Regions from separate parts of the Homo sapiens genome. Here region 2 is linked to region 1. The links are chromatin loops, found by intact Hi-C in ENCODE. Cell type or tissue: endothelial cell of umbilical vein. All regions are shown on one strand. Links, peaks and the distances in the headings refer to the core of each region. The heading gives the core; the rest is flanking DNA.

Region 1 (5,390 bases), core at 284-5,283:
TTACATTTTTAACTTGTTGGCCTCCTTATGAAAATGAAACACAGAAGAGTTCCTTTTCTTAGTTAAGTCTTATCTTTTGTGTAAGGAAAATACCTAATGTAGACCCCCAAAAGCTACATTTGTAGCCAGGTGAATATTTTTCCAGTAATTATATAGATCATTATAAAAAGAAAATGTAGCCTAGTCTAGTGCTTCTGCAACTTCAATGTGCATATAGGATCCTGTGAAAATGCAGATTTTGATTCAGTAGGTCTGTAGTCCTCATGAGCTCCCCGGGGAGCCAAAGCCACCAGTCCATAGGCCTTACTTGGAGTAGTTAGGTCCAATGCACAGAGTAGGGCTTTAGAGCCAGAGATGCTTGATTCACATCGTAGCGCTTCTGTTTACTAACCGTGATCTTGGGCAAGCTCCTTCACCTCTCTGAGCCTGTTTCTTCATTCTTAAAATGAGAATAATAATATATATCTTACTCGCTGAAAGCCAAGCTGGCTTGCAGGGAATTGACTTTTAGTGACTTGGCCTGCTTCCACTACACACTACTACCAGATTAATCTTCCTAAAGCCTCTTTCACTCAGAACTTTCCAGTGAGCCCCATGGCCTGGTGAATTACATACACACTCCTCTTCCCCTTGAGCCTCAAATGTCTGATGTAATAGTCACAAGTCATATTTCTAGCTTGATCTCTTCCTACTTCCTACTGACACTCATGTGTTACTAACACAGAGATTTCCTGTTTCATCTCTCTGATTCACTTTTGTCCTACCCAACCCTTCATCATATCCATAAAAATCTCACCCTTCCATTAAGTCCCTTCTTTCATCCAGGCTCTGGCTGGAAGCATTCTCCCTATTGTCTACCCTCTATTGCTCCCCAAAACTCCCACACATATCGAGTTAGGTCTCACTGGTATTTGAATTTTTCTAACAGTGTGTTTATATCTCTGGACAGTTTCTTTACATTTTTATCTTATATTCTAGTATTTCTATAATGGTGTCTAAGTTCCATGAGGATGTGGATCCGATATCGTTCAGATAGCACAGTGGCAAGAACTCAGCCCTGAGGCCCACAGACCTGAGCATGTACCTCAGGTCAGCTCTGCCATTTGCCAGCTTGTTTGCCTTAGACAGGTCTCCTAAACCATCTGAGCAAAAAGTAGGTGCCAGTAATACCTAACTTGCAGTTACTAGGAAGAAATTTTGTATTAAAAATACTTTACATGGTATCCAACGCACAGGAAGGGCTCCTGTCAGCGAAACTGAATGAATTAGAACTGACTGTTTAATCCCAACACAACTCAGACATTCATTCTAGTTGTGTTAACACTGGATTCAAGCCCAGACTTCCAGTTTGTATGAGTATTTTAACATTTTCTTTTCCGGTTATGTTTATGTCAGTATTAAGTCTTATCAGAATATTCCATATTCTGCCTCTTGAAATCAAAGCACATTTGTTGATCTAGCTCCAATAGGTATAACTTAAATGTGATGATGAAAAGGTAACATAGTGTGCTTTTATTTTAAAGCATGTAGTTTATAGTTAAACCTAGGTTTGAATCTAAACCTAGTGGTTGCCTTAACCTCTCCAAGCTATGGTAATATCTAAGTTGAATTTGGGATTTTTTTTAACTTTTTTTACTCTTAAAAATAATTAGAGGAAGAATATATGAAATAGAAAAATATTTATAGAAACAAGTAGCATATTAGTTCTACAGCCCAAAACACTAATAATATTATAATATTATCATGGATGAGGGGGATAACTCTAAACACCCCAAATAGCCCCCCTTTTGTAAGTTGAATTTACATATATTTATCCTAGAGAATTTAAGTATTCTGTTTATTTCAGTAATTGGTAAGGAGCAGTACATTTTTTTAAACTTCCTATCAGCTAATTTCAAAAAGAACTATATTTAATAAGCTATATCATCATTTAGTTTAACTTTTTGGAGAACAAAATTAAACGATTTTAAAAGTAGAAGTTAAATGATGCCAGTGTAATCAAAGTTGACTCAATGCTTAGACACAGTGTAAGAGATGAATCAAAGTTGCATCTGAACTTAGGGCAACAGAACCAAAGTCACAGCTATAGTCAGTATGTTGTTTTGTTGATGTGGGTAAAGAGGGTTTTCAAAAGAAAAATAGAAAATGGGGCAAACCTTGTTTTAATCAGGGAGTATATGGAAAGAAAATTAAATGCCTATATTAAAACCTATTCTTTCATACTACCAATAACATTTTTCCTTAGCCTCTAGAGACCATCAAAAAACAATGGCTCATAATGCTTTTAGAACAGAAACTGAAGTTGTATACTGTGCATATGTAATCCTACACAAGAGGAAGGCAATGTTTAAAGCTGCTGTCACCTCTTAGGGAAAAAACTGGAATTCTGAGTCAAGTATGTATGCATTTTCTGTTTTCCTGTCTTGTGGGTCTTTATGACTAAAAACATTTTTATGAAATTGCTCTCTGCTTCTTTAAGCTTTGTGTGGTCTTGTTTGTTTGTTCTCAAATCTCAAACCATGCCATAGTTAGGAAACATCTTGAGTTGTTAAAAGTTAAAGAAATTGTATTTTGTTTATGAGCAAAAGAGCAGGCCAAGCAATGTCTTCAGAAACAAAGATCTTATTTTATTTAAAGAAGTTCCTTTTTGTTATAAGCTAGAATGAAGAATGATTTCAGGACAATGAGACAGAAACTACCTCTTGAAAGCTGTAATGTTGAAGCTGGCTACATAGCTAAAATAGAGTAGACTGATTTTCTTTTCTAGGCCTGTTTGGTCAATTTAAACCATATTAATGGGTGATCAAACCCTGAAGAGTTCTCTGAGGATTTAAGTTACCAGCCCACAATATACTGACAATCCACTGAACAACAACAAAACAACATTTAATTTCACTTTATGCAGCACAAACGCAGACTGAGACACTCTATCAAATGGTTAAGAGCATGGGTTTCAAGTCAGATCCACCTGGATGTGAGCTCTGGGTCTAGCACTTGCTAACCATGTAATCTTGGGCAATTTAACTTCATGAATTCTATTTCTTCATCTGTATTATAGGAATGAGGCCATATTTCATGAGAGTAAGATGCATTTTTTTTCACATTTTAACATCTCTGATGTTAGAATGCATGTTACAATTGATGGTGTGTCTTCATTCAATTGCCAACACTTTTTCTTTTCTTACTAGTACATAACTGTGTAATTACAACCTATGACATTTGAGATTCAATTAAATAATTAACATATACCTCATAGAGTTGTTCTGAGATATAAATAAAATAATGATGTAGAACCTTATGTCCTATAAAACCTGCCCCACGGAAGACTTCTAGTAAATCATACCAGTTAATGTTGTACAGTGTGATGTTTGTAAAGTCTGGCATTTTCCTGTCTTGTTAGTCATAATTTCTGTTTGCCAACTCTAAAAGTTAATTTCTTTGCAAAAATCTTTTTGTTGGAACAGTCTGCCTACTGAGTAGCTCGTCAAATTTCCTCTAATTGTTCTGGCAGCATGACATTGACCCTACGGGTTTACATATGAAATATGGTCAAAATAAAGGTTTTATGAAAGTCCATATTGACTTGTCTGATGAGTTGTTTGCAGACAAAAAGAAGAGTATGTAGTGTGCATGCTTCAACAGTGCCTGGCCCACAGGAAGCACTATAGAAGTGGTGTTGAGAGGCAGCAGCATGCAGGGTGGTTAAAGGGAGAGGCTCTCGAGCCAAATTGGCTGCGATCAAATCCTGGCTTTTCCCCTTACAAGCTGTGTAACTTTGGACAAATAATCTCTCTGTGGCCTCCATGTTCTCATACAGTTGTGAGAATTAAATGAGCTAATATACTGAAAGCAATTGTACAAAAAAGGTGCTAGATAAGTTTTCTGCTACTGGAGGAAATACACCTTTCTTTTATTTAAGTACCTTTAAAAGGTCTGAGGTTTTTCATACTGAAAAAGAATATTCCAGTAAGTTTACTTTTTTTTTTCCTTTTTGAGACAGAGTCTCTGTCGCCCAGGCTGGAGTGCAGTGGTGCAGTCTCTGCTCACTGCAACCCCCACTGCCCCAGTTCAAGCAATTCTCCTGCTTCAGCCTCCTGAGTAGCTGGGATTACAGGCATGAGCCACCATGCCTGGCTAATTTTTCTATTTTTAGTAGAGATGAGGGTTCACTATGTTCACCAGGCTGGTCTCGAAAGCCTGACCTCAGGTGATCTGCACGTCTCAGCCTCCCGAAGTGCTGGGATTACAGGTGTGAGCCACCATGCCCAGCCAATAAATTTACTTGTCAAGCAGGTGATTGTTATAATTCTGACTGTAAGAGGCTTCTAGTGTATAAAACACATAACCTATAAACATGCCATTGAGATATTTGTGATCATGTGGCACAGCTCTTAAAACTGGTTTGTCTAGCAGTAAACGTATGACTGAAAACAAAATATCAGATAAGTCTGAGATTGCTTCTAACAGCCTCTAGAGTGTCTGTATAATATTATCTTGTATGGCTTAAAATCCAGTTAGTATAGGTCAGCCTATACTCCAAGAAAGGGTCATTATGCCTAGGATTTTCAGAAGGGCTTCCTTCTAGCATTTATTCACTGGTAACCCATATTGTTCTAATTTTTTAAGGTTGCAAACTGGCTGCTATGCTGGAATAACTATGGCCATCAAGCATGTATCTCTAAGCATCAACACTGGTGCTTAGTTGGCTTTTAACTTATTGATCACACCTTTTACATATAGAGAACTTCAAAATGAAATAAAACTTATCTATAGTTTTTCATTATTTTTGAGTGGTAATTATGTGTTAATTCAGCTGAACAATTGCAATTAGTATTATTTCTTTGTAACCAAGACACATTTTTTACTTTTCTTTTCTCCCTTTGTTTGCATTTTATTCACTCTCTAATGTCAATATCAAGAAACTATAGGCTGGGCATGGTGGCTCATGCCTATAATTCTAGCGTTTGGTGCAGGGTAGGGGGCGCCAAGGCAGGAGGATTACTTAGCCCAGGAGTTTAAAACCAGCCTTGACAACATAGCAAGATCTTATCTCTACAAAAAAGTAAAAAATTAGCTGGGTGCGGTGGCATGAGTCTGTAGTCCTAGCTAGTCAGGCGGCTGAGGCAGGAGGATCACTTGAGCCCAGGAGTTCAAGGTTGCAGTGAGTCATGTGCGCACCACTCCATTACAGCCCGGGTGGCAGAGTAAGGCCTCAACTCAAAAAAAAAAAAAAAAAAATTAAAATTAAATAAAAACCTATGTGTCCAGTGTGTTGAAACATTGATGTCCAGACAACTTCACTCTAAAGTTCAGTTCTGTCGCTCAGCTCACCCCCTAATATCCAATGAGTTAATAATAACTTATGTGATAAGGTTAATAATAGCTTATGT
Region 2 (5,390 bases), core at 146-5,145, 68 kb before region 1:
GTTAAGGCAAATAGCGTCTTTGACTATGACCTAAAAACAAAAAATAAATTTAAAAAATAAAATAAAATAAATTGGGTTCCTTTCATTACTTACACTTTGCTTGCCTGTGCACATAACTCGACTCTTGGTTAATCACCAGTTAGCTCAAACAGGTTAATCACCTCTTGACCAATCTGTTTGAAACTGGTCAATTCAGTAGAAACAATCAAGCTGGCAGCAGTTTTGAATAGCTGCCTCAGGAAAATGGTCCCTTCAATTCTGGATTGAGACATGGGGTTGGGATAACTCACACTGCCAACGTTTCCAGGGAAAATATCCAATGCAAGGAAGGAAGAAAGAAACAATTAAAACTAAAAAACAAGCGAACATCACATATCTATATGTTTGTGACTATGGTTTTTAGCATAAATATCCCTTAATAATTATTGTACATACATGTAAATGGGTATAATGAATATATGTATGTATGTGGATATGTATACACACACACATACACACACAGATTACTAGCAGGTGAGCATAAATTAAACCAAGTGTGAATCCTGTTATTTTTTAGTCTTTCTTCCACACCTGGTGAATTTAAACCCCTATAGGTCATCTTGTCAAAATACAATTTAGTTCTGAAATAAAATAACAGAACGGGAACAAACACGATCCATTAAAACTCACTGCCAATGTTGCCAGATAACTACAAAAAAATAGAGTGTCTCAGACAGAAATATCAATAACTTTAATGCGTGCGATTTGTTAACAGGGAAGAAAACAAGCAAACTTGCTCTCCGCTGACTGTCACTAATATTTATTCGTCCAGTGACTGTTAATCAAACCAAGTTTACAGTCCCGTACAGCACCTGTCACAGGTGCTGATCATTAATCAGCTATTACAGCAGTTTATTCTGCTGCTGACAACTCGCAATTTTCCACTGATTCAGCTAGTTTGTCAGGTGGGAATTATGGCATAGCGCATGTGACAAAACACATCACCCTTTTTTTTTGCATTTTCAGGCTTCTCTCTCCTGCTTTCTCCCCCTTTTTAGACAAACAATATCTGGGAACTCAGAAGTAATAAGGCGGAATGCATAATTAATTACCCAGCTTGCTCTAATTAGGGATGAATAAGTTGTGTCCCTCTCATCATCACAAATGTGGTGATGGGTAATACCAGTTTATGCTGTATTAACTGCAAATATGCAATCCTTCTGAGAGCACTTTTGTTGATGAATTTGATGAATGTGACAATAATTAGCAGAGACAGATGAGAGCTAAATTACTACTGACAATGTAATGCTATCCTGCTCGAGGGCCTGGGAACGTGGCAGGATAACATGGCAGGGACCTGGGCCTCGTTTCTAATTAATAGTCTTTTTTTCTTTTTCTTTTTTTTTCTTTTTTCTTTTTTTTTCTTTCTTTTTTTTTTTTGCCAGTGGGGGAAAAAAGGAGTAACGGTAATTGTTTTCCTCAAAGGCTGCAGGGAGTTATCAGGGTAATAAAGTTAATTAGCAGAACAAACATCCTTTCACTGCCTTACCAGTCTGAGGAAAAGAGGGTAATTCAGACTGCAGAAAGATATGACTAGATGGGATGATAAGAAAAGAAATCTTACACAGGAGGCCAACAGAGAATGATTTTCTCCCTTCATTTATTTGGCTTGATGCATGGAAAGAAATTAGACAGCCTCTTCCTTCAGGTCACAAAGTTGCTCATGTAAAGGACTTTATTGTTATGATTTTGAGTTTGGGAAATAAAGTTAGCTTAGATAAACTCCACTGTTTACTTCTTTCTTTTCTAGGTAGTGATAGGTTTGTTCAATTTTATCTTTATTCAAGTGCATTTTCCTAATGTCCCAGACGTAGAAGTGAGTTCTAATATTTGCCAAAGAGAACATTTGGCTGCACTTTGACTTACAGAAATCTGTTTTGTTCTCTGAATCTTTTGGAAAAAGTAAGAAATTGTTCAGCAATTTCCACGAAGTAGTACTCTTTATTTTCCTGTGTAAATTTAAAAATCAAAATGAGATTTTTTTAAATGTATATAATCTAATTCTATTTTTGTAATCTCAAAAGTCATCTTTATTAAAATGTGGCAATATTGTCATTTCTGTCGTGGCATTGTAGATATATGAGTAATCAATCAAAAAGGTGAATAGTTCAATGAATCTCAGTTTTACATATAGCTGTATTCAGTTTGGTCACATTGCTTAACATAAGTAGATTCAACATAATGGGAAAACATCCACCAGACATTCTGAAGACTTTGCAAGTTTATTTTTTCCTATGAAGATCATAAGTGGTTGGCCCCCTTCAAACATCCTACATCTGAAATGACTGTTTAGTATGAAGTAAATAACACTAGGATGAAAGCCTGAAGCTTTCTAAAATAATATCCACAAGGAGGTGTCTATGATTTTTACTCCTTTTAGGTACATTTCCAAAAATTTTCATTTTATGCTTCATAAATCATTACATATCTAAGTTCTACATATTTACCATGCATATAAATGTGCACACATTCATTTATTGTTAGAGCTAAATGAAACACCTTTCACATGACTGTGTGTTTAATTCTAAGTTAAGAACATAAGGAGTTAAGTGGTGAATTTCTACTTCTGTGTTTGACAGTATGGCACCAGGCTGACTTTTCAACAGAATCCTATATGGATAGACTTCCATGAAAAATGGGTGAAACTTCTAACAAAATGGCCTTTATTCCTAATATCCACATTACTAAAGTACTGTACTAGTCCCTAAGGACAAAAGTAGTATAGAGGACATAACACTGAACTGACTGAGTTGTTTACTGGCTGTGCTACCACATGTGTATGACTTGCATTGTCCTGTCATGTCCCTTATCGTTGATTTGCTCATCTATAAAACTGGTTACCCTGCCCTGCCAACCTCATAGGATTGCTATCGAGCATACACACACACACACACACACACACACATACACACACACACACACTCTGTCTCTCTCTCTCTCTCTCTCTCTCTTTTAGATTGCTATGTTTTACCTTGTATCCTTAGCAGCATTTTTAATTTTTTGCCATATAATCAAACTTTACCTTTACGTAGAACTAAAAGAAGCATTCCATGCTACTTTCCAACAACGTGTAACATTTTAAAACAAGTTCACTTACCAAAAGGGAGACAAACTGAAAGAAGTAACACAAAAATACAAATGCAAAATTGCTTTTTTCTAGAAATGGTCTAAAATTTTTATTGTGAGAGAAAGAATAACAGGGAACACATTTGTTTGTTTCCTTTGGGACCTAAGACAAACGTATTGAATATTCTGGTACTTTCCCCTCTAGCCACTACTTCCTTCATTGGACTGCAAGGTATTTCTGTTTGGAAAAGTAATGGAGTCCAGTCAACTTCATTGATCGCCAAGGACTGTCAAAATTATAAAACTTGCTGTGGAGCTCTGACATGCCAGAAGCCGCTAGAAAAAGAAGTTTGACATTCAGAAACTTATCAAGAGGTTCTACTCTTTGGATAGAGACCAAAATCATACTTTGAAGTAAGTAGTAATTTCCAATATTAGCCCATTGGGTGAGCTAAAAATGCCTTAGTTAGATTTGCCAGAATTAGAGATTACATTTGTTAGAATTAGGGGTTCACTAATTAGATGCCCTAGGCACTAGCCATATGTACTATTGGTATTATTATGAATCTTTAGGAATTTAATTCTTTCTTTGCCTTTTTTACTCTGAATTCCTAAATCATTGTTTGAAAGAGTATTTTGACCAATGCCCAGTTTATAAGGGTTCTGGGGCATTTTTGCTTCTTGTATGAGTTCAGTGGAGTGTTAGTTGGCTAACTAATTACAAGGGACTAAAAATAAACCATGGTTTATTATTTTCCAATTTTGAATTACAAAATTATTTAAATGTCTGTAATCGAAGTGCTACATTACTATGTAATGAAATTACAATACAGCTTAATGATATTAGGAAACTGCATGCAAAAAAATATTTGTACACAAGGTGGTGATGTTAGCAACCAACTACAGTACTTTTATTCTGCTAAAAAACACAATAAATAACAACAGATTACTTTCCCCAAGTGATCCCCAAAGGGCATCTTTAGTTGTTCATATAATGATAGCATGTAAGGGCACAGAGCCACATGGAAAACCTGTCAGCATATGTCATTAGAGTAGCAGAGAAAAAAGAGAAAAAGGACAAATCACAAAATAGAGAATAACTGCTAAAGAGTAAAATTATGTTTACAAGTAGTAAAGATTCAAGAATTCAGCCCTTAATACATAAGTTTCCATTGACTCCTATTTAGATATATATGTCCAAGGAGTTACATTCTAAGTGTAAAATTGTCTCTGTAGCTCTAATAAAATATACCTACTTTCCAGACAGCTTTCCGTCTGAAAACTTTTGCCTCCCAAGCTTCCCCCTGCCTTTACAGTTAAGTTTCCTGATTCCAATCCTAACTACAACCTTGGTCCACTGAGGACAATATCTTTCCCTCTATTCATGTTCCTTGTGCACAAATTCAAGTTTTTATGTTTCTATTAGTATAATTCAGAGCAATTAAAAATTGAAGCTGCAAAAATAAGTCACAAACATTATTTCTCATGAAATATTTGACCTTATCAATTCTAAAATATAAATTAATACAAGCTAACATTAAAACCAGCTCATATTTCTTGTAAAGTGGTACATTAATAATGACCTCTCAGGCATAATTAATTAATTTTATTATATTTATCCCTAAAATTCACATATTTGTTATAGTGACATGTATTTATTCTCAGATACTTTTTTAAAGTAAATGATGTCATCAGCAGGAACACAGAACTTGTTGGCTGCAAGATAGAAAGCATATATGCCATGAACCAAAAAGGTAGGAAGGTGTATTTTCAATTTTAAGGTTCTTCTCCTAAGATGAAAAGAGCTGCAACTGTTTTTGCAAGTAAGAAAGCAAAATATCTGTTCTTGAATTATCTAAGGATGAGTCAGAAACTTAAAGCCGAAGAAAAGTAATAAATAATGACAACAGATGTTTGTAAACGTGTGCTCCCCTGTTCAGTGTTTGTATGTGTTGTTTTGCCTTGATGTGCTGTCAGCAGCCTCTCACCTGGGAGTAGTGATATCTTATCAAAGCCCAAACAGTTCCTCTTCACAACAGACAGATAATAGTCCCTTTCAATTTATCATACTGGAAGTCTAAAAGAACCATGGGAACGACTGGTCAGGTGACAGCTTGATGGACAGTTTGACACCCCTTAAAGCATCATGGGAAATGGTTGTCACCTGATTTTCAGAGCGACCAGGGAGATAACCTTCAGAATGATGAGGGAAACAAAAATCTGAATATGTGTATAAGATCCAGTGCCAGCATCAGTGCTCACTTAAGTGATAATAAGTATGAATT

The links. Hi-C counts contacts between places; a loop is a spot of excess contacts. Peaks named below come from ENCODE experiments on the same cell type or tissue, not always from the same donor. Only the 100,000 strongest peaks of a DNase experiment are listed, where the experiment ranks them.
Region 2: it touches region 1 in a loop (2.8-fold over the local background); 1 of 110 quality-filtered maps calls a loop at or near these places.

The regions. Positions count from the first base shown.
Region 1 is chr3:181,628,610-181,633,999 of GRCh38, forward strand. All of the region lies in intron 5 of SOX2-OT (SOX2 overlapping transcript), which reads left to right. Among named protein-coding and RNA genes, the nearest start is that of SOX2, 81 kb to the right of the region's middle. In endothelial cell of umbilical vein, for the core only: no CTCF peak of the experiment used is centred there; DNase peaks (open chromatin) are centred at 692, 1,302, 2,472 and 3,402; H3K27ac peaks cover 3,674 bases.
Region 2 is chr3:181,560,410-181,565,799 of GRCh38, forward strand. It overlaps SOX2-OT (SOX2 overlapping transcript), which reads left to right. Exons shown (of 7, transcript NR_075092.1): 4 at 3,311-3,519. Among named protein-coding and RNA genes, the nearest start is that of SOX2, 150 kb to the right of the region's middle. In endothelial cell of umbilical vein, for the core only: no CTCF peak of the experiment used is centred there; no DNase peak of the experiment used is centred there.